2 separate regions of the Homo sapiens genome follow, and region 2 is linked to region 1. A link is an interaction called in ENCODE POLR2A ChIA-PET data of the cell type or tissue named here. Cell type or tissue: OCI-LY7. All regions are shown on one strand. Each heading gives the region's core, and the rest is flanking DNA. Links, peaks and the distances in the headings are about the cores only.

Evidence for each region. ChIA-PET counts read pairs that join two places held together with the same protein. Peaks named below come from ENCODE experiments on the same cell type or tissue, not always from the same donor. Only the 100,000 strongest peaks of a DNase experiment are listed, where the experiment ranks them.
Region 2: POLR2A ChIA-PET joins it to region 1 with 5 read pairs; 2 of 35 experiments call an interaction of 5 or more read pairs at or near these places.

Annotation. Positions count from the first base shown.
Region 1 is chr12:131,320,025-131,331,347 of GRCh38, reverse strand. No RefSeq gene overlaps it. Among named protein-coding and RNA genes, the nearest start is that of LINC02370, 22 kb to the left of the region's middle. RefSeq lists a silencer at 7,253-7,302. In OCI-LY7, for the core only: no CTCF peak of the experiment used is centred there; no DNase peak of the experiment used is centred there.
Region 2 is chr12:131,218,377-131,229,699 of GRCh38, reverse strand. It overlaps LOC105370082 (a long non-coding RNA gene), which reads left to right. Exons shown (of 4, transcript XR_945559.3): 4 at 1-4,501. Among named protein-coding and RNA genes, the nearest start is that of LINC01257, 59 kb to the right of the region's middle. RefSeq lists a silencer at 6,756-6,927 and enhancers at 7,122-7,221, 7,442-7,521, 10,886-10,935. In OCI-LY7, for the core only: a CTCF peak has its summit at 3,134; a DNase peak (open chromatin) is centred at 4,940.

The sequences.
Region 1 (11,323 bases), core at 1,294-9,293:
GGGTGGCTGGCTGGCTGGATGGATGAATGTGTGGGTGGATGAAAGCATGGACAAATGGGTGGATGGATGGAAGGATGGATGAATGGATGAGTGGAAGGATGGATGAATGGTGGATGGGGGGTGGGTGGTGGGTGGGTGTATGGATGGATGAATGAATGAGTGGATATGTGGAAGGTTGGATGGATGGATGGATGGATGGGTGGGTGGATGGATGGATGCATGGATTAATGGGTGAATGGAAGGATGGGTGAATGGTGGATAGGTAGGTGGGTGGATGGATGGATGGATGCTGCTGGCCTGGTCAGGGGATCACTGACCCATGCTGGGAACCTACGTATTTCCTGTTCCTCCAGGTCGGCCCTGTGCTGACCTTTAGAGCGGAATAATCTTAACCTGCATGTGTGGAACTGGGATGGCTCCATGGTTGCCTGGGCTGAGGCTTCTTCCTATAAGGTTGGCAGGAGGATGGCAATTCTCCTTAGCTGCAGATCTACAGGCTGGAGCAACAACTATAAAATACATTTCCTTTTGAATAGACAAAGTGTCCTCCAACAGTTCAAAGGACACTCATTGACAAGCAGGTCTCCACAGTGTCCCTCGGCCTCCAGTTCCCTCCCCAGATGCAGCTGGTGTTATCATTTCTGTTCATCCCTCCAGCAAATACTGTGTCACCAACAAGGAAACACATGGCTATGTCTCTTCTTCTCATGCAAATGACAGGGTGGTTTGTGTGCGGCTCCACATCCCTTTCACACGGCGCTCATGGGAAAAGTCCCCATCAGTCAACAGTGATCTGCCACATTCTTTACCCACTGGATGGAGGATTCCAGGCCTGGAAGCTCCAGGCTCATTTAACCCACGCCTGCAGCGGGTCCCTCACAGGCTCCCCATCCTTTGCTAAGATGCTCATGTGGGTGCATTCATGGGAATCATTCCTGGAGGGCTGCTTGGTGGAAGAGGAAGTGCATTTTAAAGTTTGTCTTCTAATTTTCACACCCTTGTTGGTGTGCAGTTCTGCGGGTTTGGACCACTGCACAGACTCATGGAAGGGAGACGAATGGATAGTAAGCTGCGTATATGTTCAGATAAATGGATGGGCAGATGGGCAGATGGATGGATGGATGGATGGATGGATGGATGGATGGATGGATGGAAGAGAGAGAAAGATGCATAGTAACCTGGGTATATGTTCAGATAAGTGGAGGGACAGATGGATGGATGGATGGATGGATGGATGGATGGATGGATTAAAGAAGGCTGTATAGCAACCTGGGTATATGTTCAGATAAATGAATGGGGAGATGGATGGATGGATGAAAGAGAGAAGAATGGATAGTACCCTTGGCATATGTTCAGATAAGTGGATGAACAGATGGACAGATGGATGGATGGATGGATGGATGGATCGATGGATGCCTGGAAGAAAGAAGAATGGATAGTAAGCTGGGTATATGTTCAGATAAGTGGATGGACAGACAGATGAACAGCCCCATCACCCACACATCCCTCCACACTTCCTCTTGTACTCACCCCTCCCCTCCACCCTAACACCTGGAAACCGCAGGCCTCTTCTCTGACATCCAGAGCGTCCTATAAATGGGCTCATGCAGTGGGAGCCTTCTGGGTGGGCTCCCGGCCCTCAGCGCGGGTCATGGAGAGTCGCCCGGGCGGCTGTGCGCACCCACGGCCTGCCCTGCCCGTCTCCCTGCTGAGCGGCGTCCACTGCACCTATGCATGGCGACTCGTTCTGCGCTCACTGATGGGGGCGTTTGCGTTGTTTCTGGTTTCTGCAATTACAAATAAAGCCACTAGGAACTTTAACCTACATTTTTTTGTGTGGAGGTAGGCTTTCACTCCACGTGAGTGGGTCCCTGGGGTGGGGCTGCGGACTCACATGCTGAGTGTGTGGAGTGTTTGGCTGGAGCAGCAGCCACCCTGTTTCCATAATGAAGTGGCTGCACCGTCCACTGTGAGCGCAGCTTGCTCGGCAGCCTCAGCAGCACCTGCTATCATTTCCTTCTTTCTTTGCTTTCCTTTTTTTGTTAATTTTAGCATCCTAATAGGTGTGTGCTGTGACCTCATGATGACTCTAATTTGCATTTTCTTAATAATTCGTGACATTGTCCATTGTTTTATGGGCTTATTTGCCACTTGTATATTTTATTTGGGAAAACGTCTGTGTACATTTTTCCTCATTTAAAAAATATTGTATCCTTTGCTTTGTTACGGTTGAGCTTTCAGAGTTATTTACATATTCCAGATACAGGACTTTGGTCAGATATATGAATTGCAAATATTCCTTGCCAGCCGGTGGCTGGTCTGATCATTATCTAAACTCTGTCTTCTGCAGAGCAAAAGGGTTTAATTTTGATGAAGTCAAGTTTATAGATTTTTTTTTTTTAAGAATTGTGCTTTTGTCATTGCCTAACTCAAAGTCACAAAGCTTCCTCCAATGTTGCTTCTAAAATGTTTGTAATTTTACGTTTTACACGTAGGTCCCCCATACATGCTGAGGTAGTTTTTGCGTGAGGTGGGAGGTGTAGGTGGAGCTCACTGTTTTGCTTGCGGACCTGCAATGGCTACAGCCTCATCTGTTGAAAACATGATCCCTTCCTGATGTGTTGTCTTTGTGGATAGATGCGTTGAAAATTTTAGTGAGTAATATAAAAGCCCTCTCCAGCCAACACACATTTATTCCTCCATGAATGAATGCACTGCGGGTGGATGGGGCTTTGTCTCCCTGGCGCTCAGTGCACGGGTGGGGATGGGTTCTGTCTGTGGGGGGAGGTGTGGGCCTCTGTGGGGGAGGCAGAAGGTGCCCAGGAAAGTGGTCACGAATCAGCCGCACATAGTTACCCCTAGCGTCTGTGCTGACTCCCACGCCCACCTGCATCTCTGGGGGTGGTCTCCAGGCATAGTTACCCCTGGGGTCTGTGCTGACTCCCACGTCCACCTGCATCTCTGGGGGGGGGGGGGCGGTCTCCAGGCACGAGATTGTCTCAGGCTCCTTGGGTTCCAGAGCACACCAGGACTGACAGCCCCTGCTCCCGGGGCAATGCTGCTGACACGGCTGCTGGTCAGGCCGCTGGCCGGCCAGGGTCAGGATCCAGGGGCCTCTGAGTTGGAGGAGGGGGCTCCTTTACCCAGGCAGCCCCGCTCTCCCAGCCAGGGCCCAGGAAGCCAAAGCTGCTCTCTGCTCACTTCTGCTCCAGCTGCTGGCTCGGTGGGCCTGGGTCCTGCCACTGCTCCCCAGGGAGCTGTAATTAGGATTCCCATGCAAGGAGTTGATGGAAATGGCATTTCACAACACTAATGAACTTCTGCTTTCTTTCCGGAGCCACTTAGTCTATTTAAAATGCAAATTGAAGTCAATAGAAAGTGGCTTGTCTGAGTGCCATCCGGGGATGTGGTTGGTTTCTGTTGGAGGAAAGACGGGCTGTGGTTCCCCTGGTGGAGAAGACGGGGACACTCAGACCTGTCTGTGCCCAGGGCTGGCTCAGCATTGCCCTCCGCAGGGGAGGGGCTCCCTGGGTCAGGACTTGCGCAGGGACGGGGAGGGGAGTGACCCGAGGATCGTGTCCCGCCAGAGCCCATGAGGCCCGAGTCCTCCAGGTTCTTGAGTGGAGTTGTTTTTATCCCAATTATCCAGGTAACTGCCCGAATTCCTCCCCCATTGCCTGTGTAGGTTCAAGTCACCACCCACATGTGGGCTGCCTGGGGCATCCATACCGCTGGCCAGGTTGGCTGACCTCCTGCTGACTCAGATTGTGACCCCCTCATTCCCTGAGTATCCGAATTGATCAGGGGAAGTGGTGGAAACAGGAAGTTTGGGCTGCTGGGAATAGCAGGTGAGGAGTAACGCATCTCCTGGGAACGTGATGACCCTAAGATTTAAGTCAAATATGTGCTCTCAAAGTTGTCATTTGTGTGTATGGCCACCTACCTTCTCACTAATCCATCCACCATCCATCCATCTGTTCATCTGTCTGTCCATCCACTTATCTGAACTTATACTCAGTTTACTATCCAGTCTTCTCTCTTCCATGCATCCATCCATCCATCCATCTGTCCATTCATCTGCCCATCCACTTATCTGAACATATATCCAGGTTACTATCCATTCTTCTCTCTTCCATCCATCCATCCATCCGTTCATCCAGTTATCTGATCATATACCCAGGTTACTAACCATTCTTCTTTCATCCATCCATCCATCCATCCATCCATCCATCTGTCCAACCACTTATCTGAACATACACCCAGGTTACTATCCATTCTTCTCTCTTCCATCCATCCATCCATCCATCCATCCATCCATCTGCCCATCCTCTTATCTGAACATATTCCCAGGTTACTATCCATTCTTCTCTCTTCCATCTATCCATCCATCCATCTGCCCATATATCTGCCATCTAATCTCTCATCCATTTATACACCCATTACCCGTTTTAACCAGTCATCTGGATTTTACCCAATTACACCATTTATCCTGCAATTATCCAGTCTTCCACTGCACACCCATCCCCGTTTTTACCAATTCTCCATTTATTTGTCTGTCCATTTTCTTCTCTGTTCCTTAATGACCCTATCATTCATCACTCTCCAAAGAGAGTGAGGTTTATGCCACCCAGTCCAGAAGCTATTCTCCTTTCATGTTAAGAGAATCGATGTGGTCACTTAATCAGATGCCACTTTGTTTAATTGTCACATTATCACACCAGAACCACTGTTCCTGCCTGGACCCAGCCTCTGCTCCTCAAAGGAGTCAATTAGCCATCTGAGTGGCCACCTGACACATGATGTGCAGAGATGGGAGGAGACATGCCGAGCAATTTCTTTTATGCTGGGGCTGTTAATGCTGTGAAGTCTGACTAAGGGTTTCTGTCCACTGATGGTGCTTTTCATGCAATGCGTGTGGTTCTGTTCCTGTCTGAGTCCACCCTGAGTCTGCCTTTCTTCCACACCCTGAGACCCTTCCATGCAAATGTGCCTTTCCTGACAGCCAGGCTGGTGTGGATAGAGAAGAACTAGGCAGCCATGTAGAATGTGGTGGAAACATGTCTTCTCTGGAAACATCAGCCTTCACCCCAACACCAGGGAAGTGCTTTGAGCTTCACTGTCCTAGATGCCTTCCTGTGGGCTGTCCACAGGCCTCTCTCTGATGCCAAAGGGATTTGCTCAGATGAGAAAGAAACACCAAGGGGGCTGGGAGGGTGTGCAGACCTGAGAGGTGAGTTAGAATATCCAGGAGCTGCCACTCCCACCGCAGGAGGGGACCATGGGAGATGCAGGAGGGGACCATGGGAGACCCAGGAAGGGACCATGGGAGACCCAGGAGGGAACCATGGGAGATCCAGGAGGGAACCATGGGAGACCCAGGAGGGAACCATGGGAGATCCAGGAGGGAACCATGGGAGACCCAGGAAGCGACCACGGGAGACCCAGGAGGGAACCACAGGAAACCCAGGAGGGGACCCCAGGAGAGCCCAGGGCTGGAGATGTGGGTGAGGAGTAAGTGCAGGAAGGGGCTGACCATGACCATGGAGTCCTCTTCTCATTTCTTCCAGGCCCTCTTGGGCCTTGTTTCTAGGGCTCTGCACCCAGATCGATGGGAGGAGGACGGTGCCATTCACTGAAATAATAGGAATAGATGTGTGAGGGGGAGCTGGCAGGGTGGGAGGTAAAGACTCTGTCTGGGGAATCCACTCACTGAGGGGCACCTGGCCATGGCCTCAGATCCCGCCCTCCTGACACCCACTCTGTTCTACCGAGTTGAAGGTAGAGGCACCTTTCTCTTGGCAACAGGAGGTCCAGCGGGGCTTTTCCCATAATTGTAACCCCCACCCCGACACACACACACACAAGAATCCCTGATATCCCCAAATTTGGTCAAGATCTAAAGTTTGTTTTGCTGTACAACTACTTTTATTGGAGTTTTACTTGCTTCCAACAAGGGAGGCAAAATTTCCTGTTTCCATGACAATGGAAAGCAGGTAACTTCTTTATGGAGTTTGAGCTCACTCCCAGCAGGGAAGACAAGTTTGAGTTTTTTCCTGCCTCTGGGATGGTAGAGAGCAGTCTTGAGCCTGAGACCCATCCCTCAGTAAGTAGCTGAATTGGGGTCTTGTCTTGGCTTAAGTTTAACAACCGGCTGGTCTTAACTTATCTTTATCATTAGAGTCTTAACTTATCTTTACCATTAGGTGCTCAGTGATCGTATTATTAGTTTTTGTTGTTGTTTGTTCCGGTCTTTCTGTCATCAGATTTGACCAACTCTACCTGACTTGGTCAAATGCAAGTGAGAATTCCAAATTACGGGTAACAAAGCCTCTCTAATTTGGCTAAAATTTCTCACAGCTGAAAAAGAGGAAAAAACAAAATTCAAAAACCCAAAAAACTGTGTGCTTGGTTTCTGTGTTTGCTTCCTGCTTTAAAAAAACAAATGTTCTTTCTTTATTTTTCTTCTACTCTATAGCTCCTTCCTCCCACTTTGACATTTGCATACCAAAAATCTAGAGAAGGCTTCTAAGGACTTGAACCCCTTTAAAGAATTCAGAACAAAGGTGCCACTCACCCATTCTGGGGTGTTCTGTTTTCTTTATGGAGTTTCAAGAGTCATGGGCAGATTTTTCTTAGGCCTAAAGCTCTGTTTTCCTGTATTGCATGACCTGACCTCTTTGGCTTTGGGGGTAGCAGAGATGACCTTGTACTGTGAAAGGATTTGACCTTGGCGTGTGTAATGGCAGATGAGAGCTACAAAGTTAGGAGTGGCTGAGCAAATACAGGAAATGGTCTTGGCTGTTTTTTGTTTGTTTGTTTGTTTGCTTCTCCCAGGAAGTTGTTTAAGGATCCTAATTCTAGTTTGGAGATGCATTCTTAAGGGTCTTCTCTATTGCTTTTTCTCCCCAAATTAATCTAGATTCAGCTTGTCTGTGTGCATTTGCATGAGGAACTAAACTGTTGTTTTCATAGGTAAATAAACTGAGTTTTCTCAGCTCCAAGGAGAAGAGGCATTTTGCTCTTCCCAGCTGAAAGGCACCAATGGGTGACTGGAGGCCTCATAGAGGTGTCTGGGGTGTTGACTCCCCACGACATGCAGGGGCCCTACAGGGAAATCTCCAGTGAAAATTAATTTAATAAAAAGATTTATTCAGGAAATGCATAAAAGGGCTGATCACCCAGCATTTTGAGCCCTCTCAGAGGTCATAGACCTCTGGAGAGAGAGAAACTGAGACATGTAAGAGGGCAGAAATGACTCAGTGGTGACACACTGTGGTGTCCTGTCCACAAGTAGCACACATCGATCCACCACACAAAAAAGCTAGGCTACAGCTCAGTTCCTCCTTAAAAAAAAAAAGGGAAACAAATAAGAATGAGGAGAAACAAGGAGAATAGCCCCTTTGTGAACACTCTGTAGATTTTATGGCACCTCTACTGCCAGAGTTTATGTAAAATGGAAGTAATATGGTCTTTGTGCACATTTACATTAAGGAAAAAGAGCCCTAAGGTCAACCTGCAAACAATAGAGTTCCTAAGTTTTCTTTTTCTCTATTTTCTTTTCTGCCTACTTTAAATCTGATGCTATTTTTCTATTAAGATAAAAACCACTGTTTGGATCCAACAGGCATTTTTTTACAAGCTGGTGAATTTTTATTTATCTCATGGCTAAAGTTTTGAAGTAAAAGCTATAGGATCCTTGTGTGTGTATATATTTAAAAGGTCTTTATAATTTCTATAATTTTATGTTTAATTGGCAATTAAATCTATTTTGATTTCCCTCTAGCACACTTTTATTTTTTCTCCCTGCACATTATGAGGTAAATTTTGCTATTTGATTTTTACCTGAGTTGTTTCCTTTAATATACACATTTAAGGCTTATTTAGCTGACAACTGTCTAGAGTAGTGAAACAGGTTATCAATAATTTGAAAGTCTAAGATAGGAAAAAATGTTTTTATAAACCTATAAGATGTGCTTCTATGGGCATGCCTAATACATATATCTATTTATGTGTTGTGTGCAAAATGTTTCACTGCTGAAAATATATAAAAGGGCTCTAGTTAATTGGCTTAAGAAAATAAAAGCTCTTGAATCAAATACTTTATCAGGAAAAAAGAAAAGACGAGTCAAATGCTTTTTCAAGTTTATGTAACTTAAGTAAAATCTTAAATAAGCTAGCTTTAAAATTATTGGTAAAGTATAATAATATTATAAATATGTTACGAATTGCCAGCACACATTTTTGTTTGCATTTACTAATTCAGCAATTTCATACTTATCCCTGCCAAATACTATAAGGTGTCAAAATTTGGCATAAGGATTTCAAAACCATAAACCCAGCCCAAAACAGAGTGATGTCTGCTTATGTAATTTTTTAATAAATAAGACATTGCTATTGGTTTAATGAAAATAGCTACATCCAGAATTTAGTAAGATTGCCATAACTTGTAATCTGTGGCTTTAGGCAGTCTAGTCCACAGACAGTAAGGTTTATTTTGGGAAAGGACTGCTATTGTCTTTGTTTCAAAGCTAAACTATAAACTAAGTTCATCCCAAAGTTAGTTCGGCCTATGCCTAGGAATGAACAAGGACAGATTGGAGGTTAGAAGCAAGATAAAGCCAGTTAGTTCAGATTTTTTCACTCTCTCAGTTATAATTTTACAATGGCCGTTCCTTAACTTTAAATGATGACTATTGCAGTTTTCATAAATAATCTAGGTAAATGATTAAAATAAAATAATTAGATAAATGTAATGGGATAAATACTTGTAGACAAACTCATCATAATTTAGAATCTAAAGTTATATCAAATTAAATATACATTTCATTATTTGGGTATTTTCCAATAAAAATATATTTGTAGGAAAATGTTTTTTCTAAAAAAGTGCGTTCTTTTTAAAAAGGTGAATGATTTTTGTATAATTCGAAGCTTCTTTAAAGGTTATGTATAAAACAAGGTAAAAGGAACCAGGAAATGAGAAAAATGCAAAAAAAAGTTATAAAAAGAAAGGTGATTTTTTTGGTAATAAAGCTTAAAGAGAAATAATTTTGTATGAGAAGAATCTTGTATGGTAAATTTAGTCCTCAAATAAAATGACTGGTGTTTAAGAAAGAGGAACATTCAGGACACACCAGAAAGTCCAAGCTGTCATGAATGGTCTTTGTAAGTCACAGTAAGAGGATTTGTCAAAAAAGACCAAAAACTTTCAGATCAAGTTGTCTATTAATTAAAGGGAAATTATAATGGTCTTTATAGAGACTGGGCTTAATGTAAAAACCACATATAAGAACAATAAAATTTTCTTAAGGGATTGATTTACTCTTAATTAATTATAAGAGATTTTAATTTTTTTAACCCAAAGTTCAACTTTTATTGCATCTTGCCATTTTAGGTTTTCTCTTCCCTTTTAAAGGGTGAGAAATAGTAATACTCTCCTTCAACTCATTTTTAAGCTCATATGTTTTTTTCTTTGAGATCTGTTTGTTGTGGCCTGATGGTAACAATGTTTTCTTAAAGTTCCAAAGGCAATGTTTTCTTCCAACATACCATTCTGTGTAGTGCAGAAGGTCTTTTCTTTTGCCATTGGTAACTGGCCTAACAGATTTTACAGTTTATTGAAACAATTGCTATGCCATTATTATTGTTTTGGTCTGCTTAGGAAAAAAACTCAGATTAAAAGAATTTTTTTTAAATTAAGGTTATTACATCCCTGTATCTTTCTGTATAAGCTTTTAAAGTCCTTGTGACATTGTGTTACAGGGCTTTGACTCATCTAAAAAGGACACCAAGTCCTGATAAATCTTAAACACTGACAACAATTAAAGCCTCATCTTCGGGGCCAGTAGAAGATGCCAATCAAAATAAACTGCATTCCTGAGACACAGGGCCAGAAATTAAAGCTATTCAACTCCTAAAGGCCCAGGGACTATCATGGAAGAGGTGGGCATATGAGATTGTCAGGGCCAATTTTGAGAGATAAAATAAGTTCAGTTTTTGTATGAATTAATCATTAATGTCAAAGGCACACTGATGCAAGACCAGCATATAGGCCCCTGTGTCAGATTAACAAGGTTTTCTTGAAGCATTCACCGACTCCTTAATAAATGTTATAAAGGTTATAGAAAGCTTATAGAAGTTATATCTTATGGTCAATATTTAAATTTTATAGATTGTTTATAAAATTTTGAAAAACAAATTTAATTGGCTTCATACTGTTTTTATTAGGGCTTATTGCTTGGAAAATTAAGTCTCCTCTTTGAAAGAATAAAGGTTTTTGCCCTTTAAAAAAAAAATCCTTGAGTTATCACTTTGGTGTAATGAACGACTTATTTTAAAATGACCTGTGATATCAAGTGTCTATCAAGCCTTTGATATATGACAAACTCTCAAATTATAAATTATGCCTTTTTCTGACTTAATTAATCCTTTAAGATGTTAGGTTCCCTAAAGTCCAAAAATGACATAATTTGTTTTATTTGTCATAAAAATTATACAAGAAGCATTGTCAAATATGAAATGGTGTTGGTTTTCTTTGGGCTGTATTTGTATAAATATGTGTTCCAAAATTATGGGAAACGCCTACAATTCCGATATGACTTAGTGTACATTATCAGTAATAATTATAATTGTTATATTAAATTATTTTGTGCCACAGAGGTAACAAATTTCCTTGTCAATGTGTCTTTGACTATGGCTTCCCTAAAACTGTTGTCATCCATGGAAAACTGTTGTCTTGTTTTGGTCCTCTTTAGAAGGTGTTTTTATAATCAGGTATAAAACTCCAACAGGTGCTCTTGAATACAGATTTCTGATAACTTTGGAGACTGTGAAATCAGAACAGAGAAAAAACTTTCAGGACTCATGGGTAGCTGAAATGTTTATGAATATCAAGCAGAACAAGAATTTACTGCATGGACTGAACTAAGGGAAGACTGAAGTAAACTTTTTGAAGTGATTTTTTGAAGCTTAAACCATTGCTAATCCTTTGTTTTGTTTTTTCAGAGTCAAGAAAACTTTTCTTTTGAGCTATTGACAGCTTTTAACAATTTAGTATACTCCTATGAACAAAATTTGGAGCATATTTGTTTCTTTCTACCTGATTTCTCCAGAATTTAGAAACTATTTTTGAGTATTCTTAACTTATGGCAATACAGTTATTTGCATAAGTGCAATAAGAATCTGTTTTCACTTGTAACAGAAAACAATTGGAGAAACTAGTTATTTTACCAGGATTTTGACTGGAATGATGTGTTTTCCTTAAAGATATCAAAATTGACTTATGGAGCCAATAAAAGCCCCTTAGGGAAAACTAACCTCATGACTT
Region 2 (11,323 bases), core at 1,911-9,910, 100 kb after region 1:
TTCCAGAAGAAGTCTCTGTAACCAGCGCTCCCACTTTCCAGGGTCTCCTCACAGCTCAGGGTCTGGGTGGTCCCTGTGGCCTGCAGGGCGGGCTGTTCTCTGTCCCTCCAGCAGGGACAGCGGCTGCAGGTGGGTCTGCAGGGAGGCCGGGTCCCACCAGGTGGAGGCCAGAGCTGGGTCATTCAGTTCTCTCTGCTCTTGTCCTGACACCCTGATGTCAGCTCGGGAAAGAGGGGCCCCTTTGCCTTGGCCACTCCTTGGGGCACAGGCCTCCCTCCCCACCCCACCCCAGCAGTGGAGGCCAGAGCTGCAGGGACACCTGCTTCCCTCACAGGCTGGCCTCACAGCCTAGCCCTGAGAATGTTGATTTGCCTTGTTGGCTGAAAGTGTGTCCAGAATTTGTGGGTTCTTGGTCTCACTGACTTCAAGAATGAAGCCATGGACCCTCACAGTGAGTGTTACAGCTCTTAAGGTGGCGTGTCTGGAGTCTGTCCCTTCTGATGTTCGGATGTGTTCGGAGTTTCTTCCTTCTGGTGGGTTCGTGGTCTCACTGGCTCAGGAGTGAAGCTGCAGACCTTCGCGGTGAGTGTTACAGCTCTTAAGGCAGTGCGTCTGGAGTTGTTCATTCTTCCCAGTGGGCTCGTGGTCTCGCTGGCTCAGGAGTGAAGCTGCAGACCTTCGTGGTGAGTGTTACAGCTCATAAAAGCAGCGTGGACCCACAGAGTGAGCAGCAGCAAGATTTATTGCAAAGAGCGAAAAAACAAAGCTTCCACAGTGTGGAAGGGGACCCGAGAGGGTTGCCACTGCTGGCTCGGGCAGCCTGCTTTTATTCCCTTATCTGGCCCCACCCTGCTTTTATTCTCTTATCTACCATCCTGCTGATTGGTAGAGCCGAGTGGCCTGTTTTAACAGGGCGCTGATTGGTGCATTTACAATCCCTGAGCTAGACATAAAGGTTCTCCACATCCCCACTAGATTAACTAGATACAGAGTGTTGACAGAAAGATTCTCCAAGGCCCCCACCAGAGTAGCTAGATGCAGTGTCGATTGGTGTATTTACAATCCCTGAGCTAGACACAGGGGGCTGATTGGTGTGTTTACAAACCTTGAGCTAGATACAGAGTGCCGATTGGCATATTTACAATCCCTGAGCTAGACATAAAGGTTCTCCACGTCCTCACCAGAGTAGCTAGATACAGAGTGCTGACTGGCATATTTACAATCCCTGAGCTAGACATAAAGGTTCTCCAAGGCCCCACCAGAGCAGCTAGATACAGTGTGGATTGGTGCACTCACAAACCCTGAGCTAGACACAGGGGGCTGATTGGTGTGTTTACAAACCTTGAGCTAGATACAGAGTGCCAATTGGTGTATTTACAATCCCTGAGCTAGACATAAAGGTTCTCCAATGCCCCACCAGACTCCGGAGCCCAGCTGGCTTCACCCAGTGGATCCCGCACCGGGGCTGCAGGTGGAGCTGCCTGCCAGTCCCGCGCCATGCGCTCGCACTCCTCAGCCCTTGGGTGGTCGATGGGACTGGGCGCCGTGGAGCAGGGGGTGGTGCTCGTCGGGGAGGCTCGGGCCGCACAGGAGCCCATGGAGGGGGTGGGAGGCTCAGGCATGGCGGGCTGCAGGTCCCGAGCCCTGCCCCGAGGGGAGGCAGCTAAGGCCCGGCGAGAAATCGAGCGCAGCGCTGGTGGGCTGGCACTGCTGGGGGACCCAGTACACCCTCCGCAGCCACTGGCCCGGGTGCTAAGTCCCTCATTGCCCGGGGCCAGCAGGGCCGGCCGGCTGCTCCGAGTGCGGGGCCCACCAAGTCCACCCTCACCCGGAACTCCAGCTGGCCCGCAAGCGCCACACGCAGCACCGGTTCCCACTCCCGCCTCTCCCCCCACACCTCCCTGCAAGCTGAGGGAGTGGGCTCCGGCCTTGGCCAGCCCAGAAAGGGGCTCCCACAGTGCAGCGGTGGGCTGAAGGACTCCTCAAGTGCTGCCAAAGTGGGAGCCCAGGCAGAGGAGGCGTGGAGAGCGAGCAAGGGCTGTGAGGACTGCCAGCATGCTGTCACCCCTCAAAAGTGCAGAATGGCCTGGTGTATTAGTCTGTTTTCATACTGCTAATAAAGTCATACCTGAGGCTGGGAAGAAAAGGAGGTTTAATTTGACTTTCAGTCCACATGACTGGGGAGGTCTCACAATCATGGCGGAGGGCGAAAGCCACTTCTTCCACAGTGGCGGCAAGAGAGAATCAGGAAGAAACAAAAGCAGAAACCCCTGATAAACCCATCAGATCTCATGAGACTTATTCACTATCATGAGAATAGCACAGGAAAGACTGGCCCCCATGATTCAATTACCTCCACGGAGTCCCTCTCACAACATGTGGGAATTCTGCGAGATACGGTTTAAGTTGAGATTTGGGTGGGGACACAGACAAACCATATCACCTGGGTTTGATCTTGGCACTGAGGGTCTCTGTGAGCTTGAACTCCTCTCCCCAGGAGGGGATGGGCATGGCTGGTGCATTTTACGGCCATGGCAGGCTGATGGAACCAATTTAACAGCTGGCTCATAAAAACCCTCAGATGTGAGAGTCGGCTCCCACAGGCTGCTGTGGGACAGATACAGCTCCCTGATAACCTTCTAGGACCTGCCTGAGCTGGGGGGAGGAGAGGAATCCCGACCCCAGGGGCCTGGACACCAGGGGGACTCCACTCAGATCCTCTGGCCCTGAGCATTCCCAGGACCCCCTCTTGGGCTTCTGTGTTCTTCTCTCTCCAGGGCTGGCTCCTGACACTCCTCTTTGGACAACTGTCCTTAGGCCACTGAGCCCAACCGGCCCCACTGCAGTGAGCTGGAGTGGCCTGGGGGCCAGCCATGCTGAAGCTGCCTCCTCCCAGCTTGTGGGATATGATTTTGGTGTTTACAGTTTTCAGGAATTATATAAACCAGGTATGACACAGGCTGAACGTCAGTCATAGTGAAATTATTCACATCCCAGGAAGCTGGCAGGGGCTGTGCTGCTGCTGCCCCTGGGAGCGAGTTGTTCCACACTCAGCAGCTCGCTGGCTCTCATCCTCCCCACCTAGCGAGGCCTTGACCAGTGACAGGGGTGTGGGAGCCTCCAACAGGGTGGCTGAGGCTGGGTTCACGCTCCAGGGCGCCCCTGCAGGACCACAAGGAAGCCATTGCAGTCAGGAGACCTGGTGCTCACAGCTTTGCTTGCCCTGACCCCATCCCTGTCCCGGCTCCCTCCCGGCCCTCCCTTCATGCACCACCTGTTCCTGAGTCCTCATCCCAGGATCTGCTTCTGGGGACCAGGCCTGATAGGCTCCAAAGCTCTGCTCTTAACCAGCACCGCAGCTGGAGGAAAAGCAGGAGGCATTTGGCTGTTGATGATCATGACATTTTCATTATACTGTGTGGTTTGGGTTTATTTTACCCAAGGAGCACAGTCCACAGAAAATAGAACATTTCAGGAATACCAACCAAGCTAAGTAACATGTTCACATGATATTTATTAAAACTGTGATGAAACCGGCTCCACAAACCATTGATAGAAGATGGGCTGTGTAAAACCGGTACTGGGAAAACGGGTTGTCTGTGTGGAGGAAAGTAAGACTGAATCGCTAACCAATACTGCAAACAAAGATGGAGTCTAGATGGATTAAAAACCTGAATATGAAAAGAGAGAAAATACGAAAACATATAGAGTCTTTGGGAACTTGTGCCTGGGAACAATTTTTTAAACACATTTGGAAAGCATAAACCATAGAAAAATGATTAGTTTTGTCACATCAAAACAAAGGATGCCTGCTTAATGAAGAAGACCATGAACAAAATCATTAGACGACTGGCAAAATGGGAAAAGAGATTTGCAAAGTTTAAAACTGGAACGTGATCAGTGTGTCAAATATACAATGTAACTTTGTAAATCAACAAGGAAACAAGGAGAAATCCCAAAGAATGGACAGAGCGATGTGAGCAGGCAACACCCAGGAGAGGAAATCCCAACAGGCCAAGATGCCACACCCAGGCTGTCTCCTGTCACTCCTGGCGGTGATTAGGAAGCTGGCGGCTCCCAGCCTGGGCAGGGACGCAGGGATGTCCTGCAGGTGGGGGTGGACGGAGGGCCCTGGACCCAGCGGTCCCACCTCAAGTAGACACCCAGGGAGGTGCTGACCCAGGCCCACAGATGACCTCTGAGGCCCACAGATGACCTCTGAGCCTGTCTGTGGGGGCCGGGAGGGGCACAGGACCTGGGTGGGTGTCCCTGGGAGAACAGAGAGGAAAATGGGGTGGGCGCACACGGAGAACCATGCAGCAATGAGACAGCATGAGCTGGTGCACACGGAGCGATATGAGAGCATCTTTAAAACATGATTATTTGTAAAAGTTTACAAATACACAGAATGAAATTAATCACATGAGACCATTGACGTTCATGCCCGGAAACAGCAACGGGCACTCTCCAAGAACACGTCCCAATAAAAAGATCGTCATTACACACGGCTCAGTGATTTCCTAACGGCAGGGAGGGGAATGGGAGGAGGAATGGGAAGGAACGAAAATACATCATAAAGCCTGAAGCCTGAGGGAATCCACGCGCAGAGAGATGAGATGTGATGTGTCACACACTGTGCAGTGGGGTTCATTCACTCCTGACTCTTGAGGGCCAGTCATGAAGTGGGGGAAGAGATGGACGCAGTGAGGTACGGGCTGTGAGACCCGTGGAGACCTCAAAGGCTGGGTGTCAGGATGTGTGTGTCCTCCCTCCCGTTACAGGACAGTGTGACCACACCCCCTGCCTGGCTCTGCCCCTCCAGCCTGGCCCCGCCCACGCCTGACCCAGCCCCCTCCAATGTGGCCCCGCCCCTATGGCCTGACCACACCCCGACCACACGTCTCCACCTTGGCCCCACCCCTGTGGTTTGACCTTGCCCCTCCATCCTGGCTTCCCCCAGTGCTTGACAGCACTCCATGGTTAGACCATGCCCTTCACCCTGGCCCCACCCTTCTGTCTGGCTCCTCCCCTCACCCTGGCCCCACCCCTATCTCCACACCCATGGCTTGGCCACCCCTGTCCATCCTATCCCCACCCCCTCTTTCTAGCCATTTCCTTCTCTGATCCCTCACCTCTACCCTGGCCCTGCCTTTACGGTGTAACCACACCTCTCCACCCTGACCAGCCCCTGTGGCTTGACCCCACCCCTCCATCCTGGCCCCACCCCCCATGACTTGACCACACCTTGACCACACCTCTCGTTCCCGCAGATCGAGCCCGCCCCTCCCCTACAGCTTGACCACACCCTGACCACACCCCCACCGTGGCCCCGCCCCTGTGGTTTGACCCCGCCCCTCCAACCTGGCCATGCCTCCTGTTTCACACCTGGCCCCACTGCTTCAGCACAGCACACCTGCAGAGGGCAGGAATGATCCCAAGGTGGGTGTAATGAGCTTTAATCTGTTGGAGTCAAGCCCAGCGCTTTGGAAACCCCTGGTTCTGCTCAGGCCTGAACCTGAGCAAGGCCCCTTCTCTAATCCAAACCCTGACTCCATCGGGTGGTGGGCGGCCTGCACTGGCTCTGGGCCCGGGACAGCTGTGCTCTGTCTATCCCCCTTCCCCAGCTGTCCTGTGTCTGCGCACCTGTGTCAGCACCTGAGGAAGGCAGCGCACTTGGTCTGTGGGGAGGAGCCTGTAGGGATGGGGTCCCCCATAGCTCCCCTGCCGCCCACATCCAGCCTGCCCAGTCTCCCCACCGGGAGCTCCCCTGAGTACCAAGACAGTGACACTCTGTGCACGAGGACCCCGCTGTGCAAACTGAGAATAATGAAGGCATTGAAGCCAGGCCAGCGGTGCCAGCAACTTCGTACCGCATTTCTCATGTTATTTCAATGTTGCCTCAGTCAGGAAGATTTTCTAGAGCCAGGATAACGGGGCGGCCATCGGTAGACGCGGCCTTGAGAGGAGACTTCTGGTCCGCGTATTTGAGGTCCCTGGACCGGAGGCCACTTCCCTTCTCCAGGCACCAGGGCTGGCGGTGGCCGAGGGAGCCACGTGCCTTTCTGGCGTCGGTTTCTCCTTCTGTACAACGGGCCTCGTGGAGCGCCCCTCCTAGGGCTCTGGGTTTATTTTCTAACTTTCATGGCTGCGTCCACGTTTATCCGTCCCCACTGCCACCGCCACCGCCACCACCACCGCCACCTCTTCCCAGGAGAACCGCAGTCCCCCAGCCCTGCTGCCTCTCACCGCCACCGGGCCATTCTCTGCAGGGGGCCAGAGTCACCTTTTGCTACGTTCACTGAATGGTCACTTGCTCCCCGAAAATCCCCTCTGTGGCTGTGCGTTAGCCCCAGCCCGAACCACAGAATGCAGCCAGAAGGGAGGCCTGGCCCCGCCACCCCACAGGAGAGCGGGAAACACAGAGCCGGGGCGAGGACTGGTAGGGGGCCTGGAAAGAGGGGACAAGGAAGAGGGCCAAGGTTGGAGGATGCAGGGAGGAGGGGTCAGAGAGGAGCAGGGAAGATAGGCAGGGAGGAGGATGCAGGCTGAAGGGCGCAGGGAGGAGGAGCAGGGAGGAGAGGCCTCATGAGCCGGGGGCTCAGGGAAGCGCGGTAACCTCCCCCAGGCTGGGGCAAGGGGAGGGAAAGTGGGCAGGGCTCAGGAGTCCCCTCAACTGCTGGACCAGGGAGACACCCACCTCCCACCCAGCAAGGTCCATCTTGGCTGGGGACAGACAGTAGGGCAGAGGCGCCACCAGGGTTGGGACCACATGGAGGCACTGCGGTGGGAGCTGGGGGCTGGGGAGTGCCCTCCTCTCAGGCTCCTCCCACGTCGGGTTCCTACCCACTCCTGTTGTCAGAACCTGGCCATCTTCTGCCCAGGAGCCTCAGGCTATCTCTACAGGGCAGAGCAGGGGTGGTGTGGCTGAGTCGGCAGGATACACACACACACTCACATACTAAAACACACATGCTCATGCACACGCACACACACATGCACACGCACACACTCATGCACACATACTCACATCTTACAGAACGCACACACACTCACACACCCATTTATGTACTTACACTCACATGCACTCACACACTCACATTCAGCACTGAGGCAGACAGGGCTTGGCAGGCTGACAATAGAAAAACGAAATTCTACCAAGATATTGAAAGAGGTTATTCTGAGCCAGTATGCGTGCCCGCAGCCCAGGAAACACAGCCTGGGCAGTTCCTGAGAGTGCCCCAGGGGCTGGTTACGGCTGATTTCATGCATTGCAGAGAGACAGGGCCTGCAGACACAATCACGAATCCATGCAGGGAAGGGATACGTCGGCTCAGCCCGCAAAGGCGGGACCACGGGAGGCCGGGGCTTACCAGTCACCGGTGGGTTTCCGGGATCTTTTTAGCTCACAGCTGGCTGAGAGAGCCAAGCTTTGTCTAAAGTCTTGGAGTCAGGAGAAGGGGTGCTGGGGTTAAGAGAACGGGTCTGCTGTCTGTCACCTGAGCCGTACCACAGTCAGGCTGGAAGGTGAGCCCCATTATACCAGGTTAATAGAAAAGCCCATTTCATGAGATTTTATGGTTTGTAGGGTGTGACTCCCCAGGACTCTTTGAAAGGAATCTGGGCAAGAGATGAAAAGGTCAGAGTTCAGTCCTCAGGGGACTGACCCTTGAGCCTGGGATCCATCTCCCTCCACCTTCCCCCAGCCCTGCTGAACCTCATTAATCCCAGGACACCGTGGCCTCCCCATGGGCCCTGACCCCTCTGCCCTCTGCCAGCGAGGCTCCCTCTATGTCCTGGCGGGTCCTGCTCACCCTGCCCCTCTCTGCCCAGCCCCTCCCCAGGGGGCGTGTCCCCACCCACGTCCCCCAGGCCTCGGCCCCTCCTGCACCCACTCGGCACTGCAGGACTGGTTGGTGTCCAGTTCAACTCTGTCCCTGACACAGGACCCTGTGCTCAGACTGCCCAGCCCTGCCTCACACACGGTAGGTGCTCATTAATTGACTGTGGAGGGGTAGTGGCCTAGAGAGGAATCTGGGTGTGGCCAGGTGGTCTCAGCATCTCCATCTCACCCTGGAGGGCTTCCTGCAGGAGGGTGCACTGGCCCCACAGAGAGCGCCTGTCCTAAGAAAATAATAGAAGGAGGGCTCTGCTTCCGGGCTCCAGCAAGTGCTTAGGAGCCTGATCTGGGGCCACCTGCAGGTCTGTCCACACTGGAGATGGCACAGCTCTGTGCCAGCCGCGCAGGGGACTGTGTGCTGAGCCAAGGGAGCCAGCACTTCTCTCTTGAAAAGCTGAGGCTGTAGGAAAAGGGGGGCTGCAGGCCAAAAGCCTCTGCGACACTCAGCACATAGTGGGGAAGGGGGGCGTCCCTAGGGTACCAGGAGGGAGAACCATGGCCCAGGAGTCACTGCCAACCCCATCCGGCCCTACCTGGCTGTCCACCAGGCCCCTGGCTCTTCCCCAGACCCAAGCTGCCCTGGGCCATTCTCCCAGGTCCCTGCCCCTGCCCTGGGCCAGGCCACCGTCCCTGATCGCTGGGCCAACAGCAAGGGCCCTGCCTGTGCAGGTGCCAGATGTGATCCCATCGCATGGCAGGGCTGAATTCAGCCACAACTCTTAGAAAGGAACAGAGAAGCCTGCACAGAACGCAGTGGGGACTGAGATGCGGCAGCGATCCTGCCACCCTGGAGGGAGGGAGGGAGGGCACTGCCAGAATTCTCACTTCACACCTCTATGTTCATCCTGAGATAGGAACGGATCCCTTGTTTATGGGGCAGACCCACACACCATATGTGGACTCTGTCCTAACGCCGGCACAGAGGGCAAACTGCTTGGTCAAAATCGCCCTTAGAAATCACCCCAAAACACAGTGCCCAATGGTTCTGCAAAATATATACAGAACAGACGCAAACATATTCAGGATGCAGAACACAGACTGAAATGAACAGCGGATAATAAATGGCGTATGTGTTAAATCTAACTGGGCATATTCGATTTGAACTATTTCTCTCATTTTGTCTTGCAAAATGCATATCTTGGAATTCCTATAACTCACATGTGGATATGGTGAGAATCCAAAGTTGCTGAATCATGGAATAGCCAGTCAGAGCCCAGGCTCCCTGAACAGCACTGGGCAGCCACCACCTCACAGGTGCAGAGTCTCACGTCAGCAGAACCAGAAAATCAATTACCCGCGCCACGGCTCCACAGTGAGGGCCGCTGTGAGCTGAGGGGCCTCTTGGGCCAGGCCCTGCTCTGAGCACCTTCCAGGCAGGACTCACTCAGCCCAGCACCCCAGGAGGTGAGCTGGCTGCTGCCCTCATTTTATGGAGGAAGAAACAGAGACATTAAGGAACCTGTCGCAGGGAGCACAGGAGTGAGAGGGGAGTGGGGTGGGGCCTGTGTGATTTTGATTCCTGCTCTGAACTGGCCACACTTGTGTTCAGTCCCCCATGAGGTCACCTGTGCCTGATTCCTCTTGGTAGCCTCAGTGACACACAATTCGTGAGGGAATGAATGAATAAATGAAAGAACAAACCAACAGGTGTGGGTCACTGTCCCCAAGTGATGCTCTTTGAGCCAAGCTCAACCTTCTCGGCCCGGGTGGTCAGGGGAACGTTCACTGCTCAAAGAGTCCCCTCCACTCTGCCAAACACCCCCTGTGCCTACAGAAGCCACGCCCAGGAGCCCCTCTTAAGGTTCACAGTAGCTGAGTTTCCCCAGGTCACTGACTCCCAGGCGGCACTGGGCCCATCTTAGGCTATGGTGGGACTGAGGCTGGTGGGACCAGGACCTGAGGGCACTGGGACAGCCCGGGAAGCCAGGTCTTGGTGGGTGGAGAGGCCACCACCCCAGGCTCTGCTCGGAGGCCCCTCAGCCTCCCTGGCTGTGTCCAGCAGGCTGACCCTCGGGGTCCGGGCTCCGAGTCCACTAGCTCCTGCCTGGGTTTGGCCAACAAAGGGCACAGGCAGGAGCAGGAGGAAAGAAGGAGGGGGCACAGGGTGGGCCCCATGCCCTGAGGTTTCCTGCTGCATCCTCCATGGCCCAGAGTCCCCGGGACAGCCCTCTGCATCACTGCCTCCCACTGACCTGGGCAGGGCCCTATATGCCCCCTCCTTGCCCCCCAGCCCCAAGGCTGTGGCTGTGGTCACTCTCTGGGTGGCCCCAGGCCCTGCACCTAAATCTGCAGTGAATTCCCCCTGTGCTCTCCTGCCTCCCATCGAGTCACCCTCAGCCTCCCAAGGAAGTCGGAGCCCAGTGGGGCCAAGGGGGCTGGCTGGGGTGGGGCTCCCCGTGGTCACCGGCTGTTCTAAACCATGGCCCTGTGGCAGCCTCGCAAGACAGAGGAGGATGTGGGGACAGAGGGCAGGACGTGTCTGAGGCCACATGGTTTGGGGCCCGTGAGGAGAGAGGCCTCTCCCCTTGGTTTCACCTGGTTCTTCCACCTGGGAGGGGTGCAGCTTTCTTCCTGCTCCCACCTGGGCCCCACAGGCCACAAGCTCCTGGGGCGGCCTGTGGTCTTCCTCTTTCTCCCTGTGTGGGGCCCGGGGGCTTTAATGCTGTTAAGCTGCCCTGAAGCATTTGTCCTGGGCTGCGGAGGCCAAGGACAGGGCCTGACGGGGTGAAATGCAGTTTCCTCCCAGGTCTGGGCATCCCCTGGTCTCCCTTTCAGATTTAACTGTCATTTCGGAATTCCAGTTTTCAACACAGATCTGCCCTCACCTCGGGGCGGCCACTCCTCCCAGTGGAGAAGCAGGTTCACTAATTACCAATGCCAGACAGCCCCCCCGCTGCCTGGGGGTCATCGCTGTGCCAAAGCCCGGAAGCCAGGTCCACCTGCTACCCCCGCATCCTGGGCTGCTGTTTAAGGCCACCATGCCTCGGTCACCTATTTGTCTGCAAATTTATTACTCACAGGCAGCAAGAAACAACAGAAGGCTGGGTCCGTAGTGAGCCCATCCCCCAGGCTCAGCCAAGCTGCCAGGGTGGATGGAGGCTGGACTGTGCCCTGCTTCAGCACAGCTGAGGGACCCTGCAAGGCGGCCCACCCTGGGCTACATGCCTTGGGGGACGCGTGACCAGAGGGTGAAGCTTTGAAGGGCAGCCGGCGTGCAGCAGAGAGAGGAACAAAGCCCTCACTGTCCCAGGAAGCTCTTCCCTAACTCAAGGTGCTGCATTCCCCAGAGGCACAGGGGCAAGTCCTGGGCGTGGTTTCAGGCAGTTCCTCTCTAGCTGAGGGTGCTGCGTTCCTGCACATTCTACAACTACTCTTGAGAACTACGAGTGAGAAAGGGGAGAGAACCGAGTCGGTCCAGGCCACCCA